3 separate regions of the Mus musculus genome follow, and all the other regions are linked to region 1. A link is a loop called in an ENCODE intact Hi-C map of the cell type or tissue named here. Cell type or tissue: left cerebral cortex. All regions are shown on one strand. Each heading gives the region's core, and the rest is flanking DNA. Links, peaks and the distances in the headings are about the cores only.

The links. A loop is a pair of places that touch in the nucleus more often than their neighbours do. Peaks named below come from ENCODE experiments on the same cell type or tissue, not always from the same donor. Only the 100,000 strongest peaks of a DNase experiment are listed, where the experiment ranks them.
Region 2: a loop joins it to region 1, with 5 times the contacts of the local background. A loop is called at or near these places in 5 of 42 quality-filtered maps.
Region 3: a loop joins it to region 1, with 9 times the contacts of the local background. A loop is called at or near these places in 2 of 42 quality-filtered maps.

The regions. Positions count from the first base shown.
Region 1 is chr8:34,205,247-34,210,916 of GRCm38, forward strand. No RefSeq gene overlaps it. Among named protein-coding and RNA genes, the nearest start is that of Gm29243, 8.7 kb to the right of the region's middle. In left cerebral cortex, for the core only: a CTCF peak has its summit at 2,826; DNase peaks (open chromatin) are centred at 2,900 and 3,374; H3K27ac peaks cover 676 bases.
Region 2 is chr8:34,389,985-34,395,654 of GRCm38, forward strand. No RefSeq gene overlaps it. Among named protein-coding and RNA genes, the nearest start is that of Gm33831, 6.1 kb to the left of the region's middle. In left cerebral cortex, for the core only: no CTCF peak of the experiment used is centred there; DNase peaks (open chromatin) are centred at 2,816, 3,246, 3,495 and 4,281; H3K27ac peaks cover 3,063 bases.
Region 3 is chr8:34,331,433-34,337,102 of GRCm38, forward strand. No RefSeq gene overlaps it. Among named protein-coding and RNA genes, the nearest start is that of Gm33831, 52 kb to the right of the region's middle. In left cerebral cortex, for the core only: a CTCF peak has its summit at 2,865; DNase peaks (open chromatin) are centred at 399 and 3,638; H3K27ac peaks cover 340 bases.

The sequences.
Region 1 (5,670 bases), core at 541-5,540:
TATAAGATGGCGCTGGCCTCCGCTGTGCCTAACTAGTAAACAAGCCTTGTACGCAGGTGCGAGAGTGAACTCACTCCTAGTCACTCCCATTCTCGGGGTGTAATAGTGGGGTGATGGGCGAGCAACGAATCAGGAGCTGTCACGCCATATCAGGTGCTGAAACGTCACGCTATGGGTTATAAAAGCTGCACCATTTTCCCGGTTCAGGGTCTTCCTGAAGAAGTAAGCAATAAAGCTTTTGCCACGGAAGATTCCGGTTTGTTGCGTCTTTCTTGCCGGTCGAGTGGGACACAATAGTAGGCCAGTTGGGGTTTTGTCTCTGAAGGATGCTCCAGGTCCCCAGACCCTATCCCTATGCTTCCTGCCAACCATGACGTGACGAGATCTTCCTCCATACACTCTGCAGCCATGATGTTTGTCTCTTTTCGGGCCTTGAGTAATGCAGCCAGCTGACTACGGATTAGAACTTCTGAATCAGGAACTCAAACAAACCCTTTTCTGAGATGTTTCTCTGTGGTATTTATTCACAGTAATGAAAATCTCACTGACATGGGTCACATGAGCAAAGAGAGTGTCTGGAGACGGGACAAAAAGGTACTCATCCAGTAGATTTCCCATCATCATGGGGTGCTGTACTGGCTGGTTTTGTGTCAACTTGACACAGCTGGAGTTATCACAGAGAAAGGAGCTTCAGTTGGGGAAATGCCTCCATGAGATACAACTGTAAGGCATTTTCTCAATTAGTGATCAAGGGGGAAAGGCCCCTTGTGGGTGGGACTATCTCTGGGCTGGTAGTCTTGGTTCTATAAGAGAGCAGGCTGAGCAAGCCAGGGGGAGCAAGCCAGTAAATAACATCCCTCCATGGCCTCTGTATCAGCTCCTGCTTTCTGCCCTGCTTGAGTTCCAGTCCTGACTTCCTTGGTGATAAACAGCAGTATGGAAGTGTAAGCCGAATAAACCCTTTCCTCCCCAATTTGCTTCTTGGTCATGATGTTTGTGCAGGAATAGAAACCCTGACTAAGACAGGTGCCAAGAAGTTTCCTAGTCACTGGGTATATTTATTAATAAATTGGACCACAAAAAGGATTCTGCTCTTATAGACTTGCCACCTTTCTTTTTGAGAACATAGATCATTAACACATGGGCCATAAATCTAGATGTCTCTGTGATCAGCACCTTGAAGAAAACACAACGGGACTGAGAGGACTGTTGTGTGAGGAGATCCTGAGGGTCGAAAAGGTTGAAGAGGGAGTTGAAGGGTTCCCAGAACCATTGAGAGGGCTGTGAGCTCTCTCATCAGTAGGGAAGTCGATCCATCTGATTCCATTATCTCAGGAATGGGAAGCCATGCAACATCAGTGACTGCTTGGCAGAGTGTTGGTTATCCAGGGGCTCTGCCTCACGGATGAGCTGGTATGGGGGCAGGGCATATGTACGGGTGGAACACAGCTGTCTGCCATTGAGTATATGCAGCATGTATCTGAGGATGGAGCTCAGAAGTGCTGAGCAAGCAGGTTGTCTGTCTTCTCTTTTTGGGCTCACAAAGCACCATGGTTCTTATGAGCTTGGGAAAGAGAAAGACAGTCCCCACCCCTCCCCCAACCTTCTTTTCCCCAAGTGACTTTTTTTTTTTAAGACTTATTTATTTTATGTATACAAGTACACTGTAGCTGTCCTCAGACATGCCAGAAGAGGGCATCGGATCCCATTACAGATGGTTGTGAGCCACCATGTGGTTGCTGGGAATTGAACTCAGGACCTCTGGAAGAGCAGTCAGTGTTCTTAACCGCTGAGCCATCTCTCCAGCTCCCAAGTGAACTTTTAAATCACATTTGGATAGGAAGGTCTCACAGGATTTAATTTGACTAAAAAAATAAAGGATTAAAAAAATATCTCTTGTGTCACGGAGCTACGTAAAGCAATGTACATATATTACCTATAGTTGCCTGCTCTACTTAAAAAATTAAAATTGCACTCATTTATTAGTTACTTGCATACTGCATGCGGGTAAATGCCTGCCATGGGGAGTTAGTTTTCTCTTTCTACCGTGTGACCCCCCCCCCACCCCCCACCCCCGGGATGAAATCAGGTGGCCGGACTTGTCTCTCACGTTAGATTCTAGGTGGCTCCAGGTCCACCTCATGACTCTCTCCACACAGAAAGCTCCAGTGATTAAAGGTTGGTTATCCAGGGGCTGCATCATGGTTGAGCTGGTATCGGGGCAGGGCATGTGTATGGGTGGAACACAGTTGCTTGCCATTGAATAGTCCTTTCAGCACAAACACTCAAGCGAACCAAGCCAACAAATCCATACAACAAACATGCAGACTTGTGTGTGTGGAGAACTATGTGAAGAGATGCTACACTGGGACAAGCCACGGCTTGCGCCAGAGACTGGCTTCTCAGAGGAACCCACTGTCCAGCCAGGATGCCTTCCTTGGCAAGCTTTTCCTGCCTGGGCCTCTGTCTTCACTTTGTGGGCTTTGAGATCTTGCAGGGTATGGTGATTTGCATAAGAGTGGCCCCCACACACTATAGATTTGAATGCTTGGTCACCAGGGAGTAGCACTATTTGCAAGTATTGGGAGGTGTGGCCTTGTTGGAGGTGCCAAGAAACCTACAAGGAGAGCTTGTCTCCTCTGCTCTGAGTGTGGGGCACCTGCCACCTGTTTCCTGAGGGCTCTGTCACTGGGCTGGAGCTGGGGCTTGATGAAACCAGTGCAAACTCAGGCTTAGTAGGTGACGGTATTGCCAGAAGCCCGCTCGCGGCAGCGCCTCATTTCTGCTTTTGCAGACATCCTGGCTTCAGCAAAAGGCGGTGCAGAGAATGCTGCACGGATGTTGTCCTTTGGGTGCAGGTTTGCTGAGTGGGCAGGTGGTGCTAGTATCTACTGGAGCAAGTTGCTAAGGTTGGAACCCAAACCAGAAAAATGGTAGGTGTGCCGTGGGGTAGAGACAAGAACAGCTGCAGTATTCAGGGGAGTGAGTCAGCGGAAAGAGCCTCCTTCCTCCTCTGGCACTGAGCTCGTGAGGCCAGCCCACCTTCCTGACTGCCCAGATCCATCTAAGCATCACCGGGGCTGCTGTTTCTGTATGTCAGGGCAAATTCTGCCTTGCTCGCACTTTAGCCGCGTCGGTAGTTTTGTCTTGGGTGGTGTGGTGGTATGTGGGGGCTCCTCAGTGCCTGTGGTTTTGAGTCTCTCCCTCTCTCCTTGTAAAATGAAGAAGTTGGTAAAATGTCTGACCCTGCTCTTTCCTACCAAGAAGGACTGGCAAGAGGGTGTAGGTTGGTGTCTGTGGTCGAAGAGTAATCACTGAGTTTCACTGGTGGTTCTTCCAAAGCCAGGGCTGTAGGTTGGACTTGGGAATTCCGTTTCTGGAACAAGCCCTGGAGGCTAATGAAGGGGGTGGTGCTTATGCTAAAGTTCTGTTCTCCAATTGGTTCTTGATTTGTCAATAAAGGAGGCCAGGACCAATTGCTGGGTAGAAGGTACAGGCAGAACTTCTGGGTTCCAGGAGGAAAAGGCAGGGACACAGAGAGGGGCTTTTCTACCATGCTTTGGAGGACGAAGAACACAAGAACCATGTAAGGTCTCAGGGAGGGGGCAGCTAGGGCCTGCAGCCTCTGCTATAAGCGGGTGGACAAGGATGTTTGGCAGGGGCTAGATGGGACTAGCCACTAAGTTTAGGGCAGGTGGAAAGATGGAGATAATAAATTGCTAAGGGCATGCTTTTCTAGGTGAGAGATATCTGAGCCCAGCAATTGTGTCAAGAAGACAAACTGTGGAGGAATAAACTGTGTGTGTCTTTTATCCACAGATTGAAGGGTCTTGGGTGGGAGCTGGTAGTGTGGTCACCTCCCTGAGCAAAGGCCAGTAAACAAAAGGGAAACAGGGAGGGGCTTTGCTGACCCTGGCAAAGGTGGTAAACAGGCTAACCCAGACTTATAAAGAGGACAAGAAATTAGATGCCTTCCGGTGATCTCTTGTGTCAATCAAAACCTTCCCTGTGTGCCCCTGAAACTGCTTGTTGTTCTTCCAAGTTTAGTTGCTTTTCAGTCATGGACAAATCAACGTGGGGGTATTTAGGTCTTGTGCACGCAGGACTTGACCAGCAAGAAGACGCTGCAACAGGATCCTTCTGCACACGTTTATTGGGAGAGCTTGATTGCAGAGGCGAAGAAACCCTGAGCCCAGAACTGGTGCTGCTTTTATAGGCCTAGGAGAGGCGTGTCTCACACCTGGATTGGTTATGCACTACGCCTCATTTGCATGTTCCTCATCTGATTGGCTACTCTCTCTCAGTACCTCACAGAGCCTCATTATCATACCTCATTTGCATGTCTCACATCTGATTGGTTACTCTCTCTCAGTACCTTACAGAACCTCATTATCATACCTCATTTGCATGTCTCACATCTGATTGGTTATACTCTCAGTACCTTACAGAACCTCATTATCATACCTCATTTGCATGTCTCACATCTGATTGGTTATACTCTCAGTACCTTACAGAACCTCATTATCATGTCCGGGCCAGGCAGTGTCTTTGCAAAAAACTTTACTGCATATGTACACATTGGTTGTTTGTCCAAACTTATGTGTGGTGGCCAGCAGTAGTCAGTGCCACTCAGCAACGGCACATGTGGCTTCCCACATTTAGGGTACTGGCTCGCACTGTTCCAATAGCCTCTGTTTTAGTGATGGAGTCTGTTGGTGTGAAGAACAGTCTCCTATACTTTCGGTTGTAGTTTGTTGCAATGAAATCTTTAAACAACCCAAAAAAACCTGTCGTGCTGTTTTGTTGCACCGCTTGGCCTCTGTGGTGGTTCTGAAGTGCACAGGCAGCTTCCTTCTGCACTTTCTTGCAGAAGTTTCCCTTCTCCCAACCCAGGCTCCCTCCCACAGCAAGTGCATTGGGATGTGAAGACAGCTTGCCTCTGAGCTTTCCCCCAGAAGTTCTGCTTTCCCCAACCCCTGCTCCCCGCCTCCCCCTGCAAATGCAGGGCTTCCTCCCCCTCCCTGGCCACTCAGAGAGAACTCAAGGAGCCCTGGGTACCAGCTTGAGTGTGATGGATGACAGCCCCCCTTGCCCTTGTGACGTTGAGGCTAGCTCTCTCCCTGATAATCAGGCTGGGCACTTCTCAGGTGCAGTTGGTGCCTGTCCTTGGAAAACAGAGATTAGGGTCCCATGTTTAAATCATTGAAGGGAGGTGATCAGGGGTCACAGACAGTTATGGCTGGCCATAAAACTAGTTCCTGATAGCCCCATAAAGATAATCCTTAGGTCAGAAGCATCCCCCTCGCAGACACGCAACCCTGCTCTACCAAATGGTATCATGTCTGAATTATGACTCACCTCCCCTGCCTCCCCCATCACCCTAAGCTTTCAAAGAGTCTCTAACTATGCTGCATATAAGTGCCAAGCCTTCCAAGCTCAGGGTCCCACTCCTGCCCTGTGCTGTGGGAAGCTTTGCCAGTCGAGTCTGACTCTTATGCATCAGACCCTATAGTTCTTGAGCTCTCCTGGGTTTCCTGCAGAGTCGGGGCATAACAGTTTGAATAAAATGGCCCCCATAGGCCCATAGGGAGTGGCACTGTTAGAAGGTGTGACCTTGTTGGAGGAGGTGTGTTGCTAGGGAGTGGGCTTTGAGGTCTCAAATGCTCAAGC
Region 2 (5,670 bases), core at 188-5,187, 180 kb after region 1:
TATCGCGCAGTGAACTGAGGATTCCCATAGTTCCATGCGTGGGGATTCGATTATCTGGTGCCTGGAGCCTAGAAAGGGCTCCAGGAAGGCAGAGGATCCCCCTGCCTGAAGGTCTTCCTGTGCACTCCTTGCGTTTGCTGTCTGGAAGGACTCTTGCAGAGAGCTGTGACTGAGACATTTCCCTTTTGCCATCCTGCTCCCAGACCACACAGGCCTCGCATGACGGAACCAGCCCATAATTCTGGAAACATCCTTCTTCAATGAGCACAAAGCATGCATGCTTTAAGTCCTGAGGGACAGCACCTTGTTTTGACAGTTGGAGCTAGATGTCCACGTGTGTGTAAAATAGCACTCACTGGACATTAAGCGGTGTGCATGAAGTCACGAGACAGGATGTAAAGAATTTCCTTGGTCTCTGCCTAGAACTGTTATGCCTCCCTCTCCCTTCCTTCCTTCCTCCTTTCCCCTCTCTCCTCTCCTCCCTTCTTCCCCCTTTCTTTTTTTTTCTTCCAAGAATGGATGGGAAAGACAGCCATGCATCTAACGCACTTGACATTTTGTAGGGACATTTGAAAACTGGCTGCTCTCGGTACTAATACTTGTCAGTGTGTGCTGATCTTAATTTCTTTACAACCACTCCATGTCAGTTTTCTGGGTGGGCCTCAACCCATGTCTGTGAAGGAGAATATCTCTTCATAGGCTCTTGCTGTACTGTGCAATTCTTTCCATTATGATTAGGGCTGTACGGAGACCAATGATACCCACAGTTCAGGGAGAAGGAAGAGAATTGGCATTTATTCAGCACCTGGGATGAGAAAGAAGCACAAATGTCACTGTCCTCCATCTGCCCACAGTGGGGGGATGTGGTGACACGTCTGTCCCCACTTTCCAGCAGTGGCAACAGCTCCCATCAGGGACAGAGTTGGGTCTGCATGAACTCAAACCCCAAGAGCTACCCAGAACCTTGTGCGGTCTAAGAAGGAAAGCTTTGACTGTAACGTTAATGTAGTTTCTTTCATTTGCATATACTAATCATGTAAGGAGGCTGCTATCCCACTGAAAGGCATTTCCCTGGGACCATTTATGTGTCATACCCTGAAAATACTGAAAGAAGCACACAACACTCCAGCAAGCTTGGAAGGCCTATCTATCGCTTCTTAGCTCTATCTGTGAACCTACCTGATCTACGGCTTCTTAGCTCTGCCCAGGAACCTACCTTATTCCCTTTTCATTGCTGCTTTTCTCTTTTGCAGTGCAGGGTGGGGGGGGGGATGTCTTCCTAGCACCTGGCATAATGCTAAGAAAGCAGCCTACCACCGGGCCACACTCTTCGTCCCTCATCCTATGCCTTCATGTAGCTGAGAGTTCCAACAGCTAGGTAGAAATAGAGCTACCCCAGGCCCACCATGGTCAGGGCATGCAGACTCGTTCCTCCTTCCTCAGAGCTCAGGCGGAAGAGCAAAACATTGCTGCAGAGCTTTCTACAGGAGTAAGGAAGAAGGGACAAGACCAAGACATCCAGGAACATGGCTTTCTTCTAGTACGGGAGGACGAAGGGTAGATGCTGTTTTCTTCAGGTCCCTCCAGGACTTGCTGCTCTCTGTGAGGCTGGCTCTCTCTGTCCCATTCACTCCCCTATGTATCGCACGCATCTAGATCAAACTACACACTCAACTCTCAGCCCCCATTAGTTGTTGGCTCATGCAATAATTAATTCGGCCCAACACTGTGGCCAATAACATATGGGACAGATCGTCTCCATTTTAATGGCTTTATTGGGCTAATTTAGAGGGCTTTAACCCCTGGCTTTCAACAGTCACGCTGCTAGATCCATCTTCCACATTCATGAAGCACCATGAATGGTCACAGGAATTGGAGGATCACTCTGGGTGCAGCCATGTTGACCATCAGAGGAAGGAAGGGTAGACTAAATACCCTATGGATGATGATGGGTCTGATGCTGCCTTATGGGGACAGGTGACGGGTGCCATATGGCCAAGCTGCCACCATTTTCACAGCAGCTGTGTTCGGAATCAAAAGGTGTCTCGGTGTACCCCGAAGTCAAGGAGGGGATTTGAAATATATTACAGACTCCTTTGTGAGAGGTAGGGGAAGAAACGGAGTCAAACTGTGGCTTAACCCTTTCTTCCCCACACTCTCCTGCTGAGGTCAGAAGGTGGGTTCTTGCAGCCCGAGCCCAGCTGTTGTCTTCTCATCTTTGTGAATCTGGCCACACAGTCATGCAACTAAAGACGTGGATTCACTTCTCATGCTTCGCACAACATTTTTACTGACTGGAGTGTAGGCTGTTGAGAGAACATTTTCAGCCCTGTATTTGTTTGATGAGCCAGGGAGGGCTGAATAGGTGATATGGAATCAGTATGGACTGCATTGCAGTTCCTGCATTGAACTGTAGACATCTCGGGGTTTCTACCCACACAAGGCTCCTCCCTGCCGAGCATCTCTGGGCACAGGAGAAATAGCATTTTGGGTTCCTTGCAGCCCCCCAGAGCATGTTGGTCCAGCTGACATTTGGATAAATGAGCCACATTATCCAGGAAAAGGAGTGGATCTCTGGTCATCCGGCTGGGAAGGAGGGCTGTCATAAGAAGCTGTGTACGGCATGAACAATGTGTGGGGGGCGGGGGAGAGGGGGGAGGTGGGAGTTTCCTGCCAGAGAGCCAGCTCCAGGCCCACCTGCATCTCCTTGGCAACAGTGATGGGGTAGAATTTATAGGCTTGTTCCTACGTGAGTGCCTTGGGTCTTTTAAATACCTGCTGGCTTTTCTGTACACCCACTGCGTCTCTGAATCATTATGCAGAGCTTTGGGCGTCTCTCCCTCCCACTCCAGGCCCTGGCAAGGCTCAGGGAATACGGAGAGGTTCAGGAGGAACAGCCTTTCAGTATTTTGCTTTGCTCCCCGGATTGTCAATTTTAGGGTCTAGATGTGACTTTGCAGGGTTACTTCTGAACGGGCCAGCGAGGTATAGAGGAGTCTGGACATCAGCACTTTGACTCCCAGCTGTTTAATGGTACCATCTTGGCTCAGATGGCTCCCTACTCTATGTCCCTAGTCTCTCTAAAGAGGAGCGCTGGAGTTCCTGGCCTCAGAGGGGCCTTCTACTGCCAGCATTTTGTGTGCTGTTATCGGGCTTCTCCTTGGCTATGCACACCCGGTTTAAGAACACAGCACCTGTCCTGCTGCACAGTGCCAGCGCCTGCAAAGGCAAGCCAAGCAAGCCGCATTGTTAGCGCCAACCAACGGGAGTCCAGAGCCAGAACTCAAATGGAATTAAGTGCCAAGAGCCCAAATAAGCCGAACCAGGCACTCTACTTCCAAGTTTAAAAAAAAAAAAAAGACACTAAAAAGAAAACCAAACTTAGAAACCAAGAACCAAATGTGTGCACTTTAAAAATAAAACAAACCACTTTTTGAACTAGTTAGAACCAGAATTGGTTCCCTGTATTTTTTTGAAAGCTAACGCCGAACACCAAAATATCCCCTGGACCGAATCAAACAGATTCCCAACAGTTTCAGTCTCCAGTTAGAAACAGACAAGCAAGCAGGCAAGTGGAGAGATTTTAAAAAAAAAAAAACAAAAAACCTCCTGACATTTAGAGTGAGATTCTGTTTAGGACTGAATCAGAAGAGAGAATTTTTAGTTCTGTTGAGTCAAGCACATCTTCTACAACCAATAGGGAAAATGCTGGTGCTGTCCGCTGTTCAGAGGATGATGGATCGGCCACAGTTTACTGCTCAGTCGCTGGGCCACAATTTCCAGTTGATTGTGCAGCTCTTCTGCCCTTTCCCTAGATCTTATTTGAATGGAATATTGTATGCGAGCGGGTTTCCGTATCTCCCATTTTGGATACGCATCCAATGCACTTACATCGCAGCTCCCCTGTTCCTCTGCTGCCCTTTCTTTTTTCTCTCCTTGTGGGAACCTTGTCTCTTCCTAAAGAGCCTGCCTTGTTTTCATGCCCACTGTTCTTCTTAAATGCCGGTTCTGCATGGGAAAAAAATGGAGTGATTTTTTTTTTTGTTTTGTTTTTGTTTTTTTTTTCTAAGTCTGGCTTATTTTATTTAACACGATCATTTCTGGTTCCACTCATTTTCCTACAAATAATATGGTTTTGTTTTTCTTTGTGGCTGAATACACTCCAGTGTGCGTATAGTGTTTTTATTTCTCAGTCCATAGATGGGGCGCCTAGGCTGGTTATATAACTTAGCTATTTATGAACAGTACCACAGTGAGCGTGGACGGTGAGCTTCTCTTGAGTCTGTACCCAGGAGTATCACGCTGCCTCCTCTTTCTGCTAGTATCATTATTTTTGAAGAGTTTGGATGACCATATGATGGCATCACTGATATGTAAGGACCAGGAATTTTTGAAGGACTTATTTTATCTGAAGTTCATAGATGGCCTTTGTCCGAGGTAGCTGGTCAGTGGACTCTGTCAGGTTTGTACCTTTGTGGTCTAGGAGAGATGATGAAGAAGAGATGATGAGAAGCATCTTATGATTTAGCTGTCACCATTTCCTCCTCCCTCTTTACTGTCTCTTTCTCCTCCTCCTCCTCCTCCTCCTCCTCCTCCTCCTCCTCCTCCTCCTCCTCCTCCTCCTCCTCCTTCTCTGTGATGACTGAAGGACCAAACTGTCATGTCTTAGAGAAGTCACAGACGCTCAGAGCCCAGTGGGTGGGCTGCCTTTGCAATGCCTGAGTGTCCGGGGTTTCTCTGAGTATTTGTAACTTCCTCAGATGGTGGTCTGTCCCCAGATTGGGACACTTGCTCTTCCATAACTGGAAGAGATGTCACATGAGAGTGGAGATCTATTTCGGCCCTGTTACAGTGCCTGGCTTAGAAGCTGGCATGTGATGTAAGGTATAAGTCCCAAGCCTGGTCTTCCATGTGACACCTTTTCTGTCGGAAGCAGCTCTGGGCCAAGCAAGGGCTTTCTTCCTGGACTTTCTCCTACCCACTTTTTCCTCAGCATCTTGTTCGCAACAGCTGCCTTGTGTCTTCCTGTGTCACAATCCTGTGCCAGGGGAGCAGGGTCTGACTCTGCTGTGCCTCAGGATCTAGGATGAAGTGCTAGAGATGGGGAATGGGGTGCATCTCAGTTTAGGGTGTCCACATCTCCGTGGTTCACCCGTGGGTGACCTCTGAACTCAGTTTTCCTTCTCTTAAAGTTATACACAGAATTTACAAAGTTGCATTGGAAGCAAGAAGGTGACTAGGTGTGAAAGAGTGTTTGCTCTACAAATACAAGGATCTAGTTTGAATCCCCAGCACCTGTGTAGAAAGCTGGCCATGGTATGTGAGTCTGGAATCTGAGCACTGATGGGGTGGAGACAGGCGGATCCCGAGCTTGCTGGCCTGCCAGCCTGAGACAAGCTTCCAGTTTAGTGAGAGATCCTGCCTCAAAATAACACAGTGCAATGTGATTAAAACACCAATGTCCTTTGGCCTCCATTTGTACACCTATATACTCATGTGCGTGCAACACACACACACACACACACACACACACACACACACACACGCGCGCGCACACACACACACACACACAAGTTATGTTCTGAGACTTGCCAGGAAAAGTATTACTTTCCACTCCCCTTAAGGGCCCCGTCTTAGTGCTTCTACTGTAGTGATAAAACACCATAGCCA
Region 3 (5,670 bases), core at 188-5,187, 130 kb after region 1:
CTAGGCGGTGCCGCTCTGATTCTGAAAATAACAGTTGAGCTGTCTGAATCACTCAAAAGCAGCAGGATCCTGCTAGCTAGCCTGGTCTGGCCCCTCAGCAGTGGTGAGGTACTGGGGACCAGCCAAAAGGCACCCCTGGGGGTTGCAGCCAACTCACATGCTGAGAGGTCTTTGGATGGCCCAGGTCCCTCCCAGAGGTTTGCTGTCTATAAGTCAGGGCTGTGGAAGTGTTATCTTTGGTTTTGAGCAACTTTTGCCATTGTGGATGCAAGGGGCTCTTTATTTTGGGGGATGGGGGAGCCCAAGCACAGATGTTACTATTAAAAGCCCCAGTTGCATGGAGGGCTGAAAGTGGCGACAACGCAGAGAAAATGTTGTCTTCTGATTCCTAAGAACAGAGCCAGATGGAGGAGCCTAGCTGGGAATAGGAGGTGGGGGTGGGGTGGAGAGGGGGAGTGTGGCTAGGATCAAAGCCAGAAAAGAGGTGGCTTCCCAAAGAAAACCCCATGCCAGTTGCTGACGGGGGATGGGTGCCTTCCATCAGAGTTATAGAAAGCTCAGCTATGGGTCAAGCTATGGGCTTCGTGTCCAAATGTCTAGGTCCAACCCTGCTTCCCACCCTATGACCGTTAGCAGTGATGGCTGGTCTCAACTTGATTAATAGAGAAGTGCCTAAGGCATTTGTAAAGCACACCCCTGAATGTGTCTATGGGGGTGTTTCTAGAGATAGTTAGGTCTTGAGAGTTGTACCTGATGAAAGGTTTACTTTGTAGTGGATTAAAATGCCATAGACTGTTAGGAGGTGATGGAAATGTGGGAGGTACGGTCTGATTGGAGGAAATACACCACTGGGGGCTTATACTTGATGGCTATTTCCTGCCTTTCTTTCTTCCTATGATGCTATTCTGTGTCTTGTCCACCATGATGTCAGCCATTGTGACCCACCATCCTGGCCCAAATGGACTGAAATCTTTGGAACCATGAGGTGAAATAATTCTCTTTTCCTTGTTTTTTCAGGTGTTTGGTCACAGCTAGGTGAAACTAAATAATAAACCACCTGTGCAAATTAGCCAAGCTTGTTTGACTTTTTCAGGTCTCAGGGTTCTTAGCTCCAAAATAGGGTTGCTAATGGCGGGCTAAGAATTTACACTGAAGATGACTGGGGACAGTGCATGCAATGTCCTCAGAATGGTTCTCAAATTTGCCTACGAAGTAGAATTACCTGGAGATCTTTAAGGATCTCCAAAGGCTAGGGACTGAGGTTACTGACACTGGCCTAAGGGGTACAGCCTGAAATGCTCCCTAGATAACATACTGTGTTGAGTATTTTTCCCCCAACTAAAATTCATGGCCTTCACCAAACTTCAGAAAATGGCTATTATTTGGAAATATTAATAGTTTCATTGCAGGTCACAATTAGTTAAATAAAAATCTAGTGTAGCTTAAGCTAGACTAAGTTGTTATATATATATATATATATATATATATATATATACATACATACATACACACACATATTTATATATAGTTATAGTTATGAAAGGCTTAGGCATAAACAAGATGGTGTGAAGACACAAAGTGTTTCACAGCTGACAAGTTGACAGATGCCTAGGATGTCAGCTAGCAATTACCAGAAGCTGGAAAGGAGGCAGGGTTTACCCTTCCTCAGAGCCCTTCAGAAGGTTTCCTTGGCATTAGGAGTGTTTGCACACAACCTTGAGGACCTGAGTTCAGATCCCAGCACACATGTAAGAAGCCAAGTGTGACTGCTCAAGTGTCTATAAGGTCAGTGCTGGTAAGGGGCTGGGAGTGGGGCAGTTAGGAAGATCTCTGCGACTTGCTGGCTGCCAGTCTAACCCCAAAAACCATGAGCTTCAGGTTCAGGGAGAAAGCTGCTTACATGGAATAAGGCAGAGTCATAGGGAAGGATACCTGGCTTCTAGCCTGCACATATTCCAACACCACACCAGCACCCATATTTTCATAAATATATCTGTCTCTGTCTCTGATTCTCTCTTGAATCATGAATTAATGAATGTCTGTTGTTTTCAGACAGCAGACATTTGTGGTATTTTGGTATAGCAGCCATTATAAAAAAAGACCTCATGTAATTATTATAAGGTTGTGGACAAAGCTGTCAGTACAATTACTCAATAGATGTGAACTTTATTCATCATCTTGCAGTGTATTTATTGCCTTAGTCATGTGCAAGAATATCAGACTGGAACATCTTTGTTATTGTTAGTGTGTGAGAGGAGTCTTAAAGAATCTACTCCCTGGGATTAGAGAGATGGCTCAGTGGTTAAGAGCATTGGCTACTTTTCCAGAGGACCCAAGTTTGATTTTCAGCATCTATATGGTAGTTAACCTTTAATTCCAGTTTCTGGCCTTCATGGGCAATGCACACATAGGGTACAAAAACATACATGCAGTCAAAACCACCATATATATATATAAGATAAAAATAAGTAAATCTTTAAAAATAAAAGAACCTCACTCATCAAGCATGGATCAACCTCACAAACCAAAAGGGTAGTTCAGAGACATTTGTCCACGTGAGCTCTAGTGACTCTGTTACTATGACAAGTTGGGTCATGGGAACCTTCGGTTCACTGTTTCTGCTTTTGATGGTCAAACTATTCTACAAAGTCACCTTCTCTCTGATATATTGACTCATCAAGAGCCAGGGTCAAAACTTGCTTTCTTTTTCCTTCAGAGCATCAGCTTTTGGGAAACAAAGCCAGGTTGATAATTTTACTTCCTGGTGTTCTGCTCTGTCTTATCTTCTCTTTGAAGAAAAGAAGCACAAGAACCAAGAGTGGGGACTGGGGAGCAAGGAGCCGCAAGGCCTGAAGTACTACTGGTCTACCAGCAGGGGAAATCCCCATCACTTATTGATCCAGTGATAACATTCTCCCAGAACTCTTTGCCATGACAATGGACTCCAGGAGGCCTTTTCCTGTGATTCGGGGAGATGGACAGGTTCTGGGGCTGAAGTTTTGCATCACATATGTGTTAGAGTGAATCCTGTTATTTACCTCTTTATCTTCCATTTCTGGTATTCAAGGGGATTCTCAAACTTCAGCAGCCAACCGTTCTGTTTGCTTTGGACTGAAGGATTTCAGGGACCTGGGCATTTCCTTGCTAAAACTGGTAAAGTCTGAAGCAAGCTGGGTCAGTCTGTCTTTCTCTCAGAATTTTTGTTTTCCTCTGAGACTAACATTTTGGGTCTCTGTGTAAATTGGCCTTTGCCTGTTTCTAGTCTGCCACGTCTTTTCTTTGCTATTCTAAAGAGGTAGCGGCAGTCACCTATGAGCAAGACGCTCCCTCCACTTCCCAGATTGACCTGACTCTACTCTCCTGGCTGGACAGCTTTGCCTTTGGGAATGAGCATCCTGGCTCTGGAGTCCATCTTCTGGGCTGCTTCCAGGCTTACCTGTTACCACAGCTCACCATCACCAGACTGTTAGCTGTATCTTGTCTGTTGTACTGAGATCATTTTAAATTTATGTGTCTGTTTATATTCATGCCAGTGGGTGGATTGTCAATGAGCAACCCGAAACGGAAAGAAGACAGATTTCTCTATCGGTGGATTAGCTGTCAGTTGCTGGCAGAGTGAAGAGAGCTCATGAAGTGTGTGTGTGTGTGTGTGTGTGTGTGTGTGTGTGTATGTGTGTATGTGTGTGTGTGATTGGATGGGTAGGTGGTTGAGTGTAGGAAAGAGAGGAAAGGAGGAGGGATACAGTAGAGAAGACCATCTGTTCCTTGGAGCCTCTTTTAACTGTTCCCTCCCTTCTTTCCAGTAGCTACGTCCTTGGTTACCATTGTCTGGGACAGACTTTGATTTTAAGATATTTCTGACTTAGCTGTTGACCACAACAGTGATTCCGATTTTTGGTTCTTTTCTCTTTGAATTAGGTTTCCCACAGGGAGACGGAGGAACAAAAGAAACAGATTTTACTCACTTGGTTTAACTTCCTGGGTTCCATTCCTAGAGATGGTCCCTATAGCTTTAAGAAAACCAATTAGCCTTTTTCGGACCCTGATATAGTTGTCTCTTGTCAGAGTATGCCTGGGCCTAGCAAACATAGAAGTGGATGCTCACAGTCGGCTATTGGATGGATCACATGGCCCCCAATGAAGGAGCTAGAGAAAGTACCAAAGAAGCTAAAGGGATCTGCAACCCTATAGGTGGAACAACATTATGAACTAACCAGTACCCCGGAGCTCTTGACTCTAGCTGCATATGCATCAAAAGATGGCCTAGTCGGCCATCACTGGAAAGAGAGGCCCATTGGACACGCAAACTTTATATGCCCCAGTACAGGGGAACGCCAGGGCCATAAAAGGGGAGTGGGTGGGTAGGGGAGAGGGGGTGGGTGGCTATGGGGGACTTTTGGTATAGCATTGCAAATGTAAATGAGCGAAATACCTAATAAAAAATGGAAAAAAAAAAAAAAAAAAAAAAGAAAACCAATTAGCCTTTTTCATCGTCAGTTGCTTTGTAATAACAAGAACCCAGGCCACATGAACATGTTTTCAAAGTGTGGTACTGATGATGATAATCCTAGGGTATTCTCTATATTATCCTCTGCCCAAAGACCTAACGCAAAAGCAAGTGAAGGCATGTAGTTTATAGAAGAAAACCAACACTGATTACTCTGACAATCTGCCTTACTTGCTTATCTACCTCTGAAAGCCTGAACAGAGGTCAGAAGCAGATGTGGGTATCATCCTTTGCCTTGTTCTCTGGAAGCAAGTCTCTCAGCCCACCTGCAGCTGGCCTAGCAGCCAACAAACTATAAGGCACACTCCTGTTTCCACCTAAGAGCACTGAGTGTCACAGGCACATGTGCTGATACATGAAGCTTTTTTAATGTGGGTGTTGTGGATTCAAACTCGGCTTCTCATGTTTACTTAGCAGGTACTCTTCCTCGATGAGCCATCTCCGCTGCCCACAAGTACTTTATGGTTATGTCGGCACATGTGGTATTGGTGTGTGCACCATGCATGCGATCATACCGGCGAACCCATTGTGCACATATGCACATGTGGAGGCCAGAGCAAGATGTCGGCTGTCATTCCCTGTCACTCTCTACCTTATTCCCTCAAGGCAGCCTCTCTCAGTGAATTGGAAGCTCACTGTTATGGATAGCCTGGCTGACCCTCCAGCTCCCCTCATCTGGCTGCTTCTGCCCTGCAATGGTGGAGCCACAAGCATGGACAGCCACGCCCAGGAATCCTGGGATTCAATCTCTGGTCCTCACGCTGGCAGAGCAAGAACTCAACCACGCATTATTGCTTTAGCTATTAATTTCCTTTTCACGCTTTGGGATAAGGCTTATCCCAGCCCCATCAAATGAAAAGGAAAACAGCTTTGATTTAGACAAACACTGCAAATATCTCACAGAATTCTCAATACCCTGTGCCCAGCTCTCCTGTTATTGACAATTTACATTATTATTATATGCATGAACACCAACACCGTCTTCATATTTCTGTAGCTTTTCTCCAACCTCTCTGCTTTCTGTGCCAGAATCCCATCCAGAATTCTGCATCACATTTAATTCTCTTAGGTTCCCAAAGGCAGGGCCAGCTTCCCTTTTCCAACTACCTCTTTGTCTAGTGTGTTTTTGTTTAGTTGATTTCCATTATTTCTTCTTATACTGA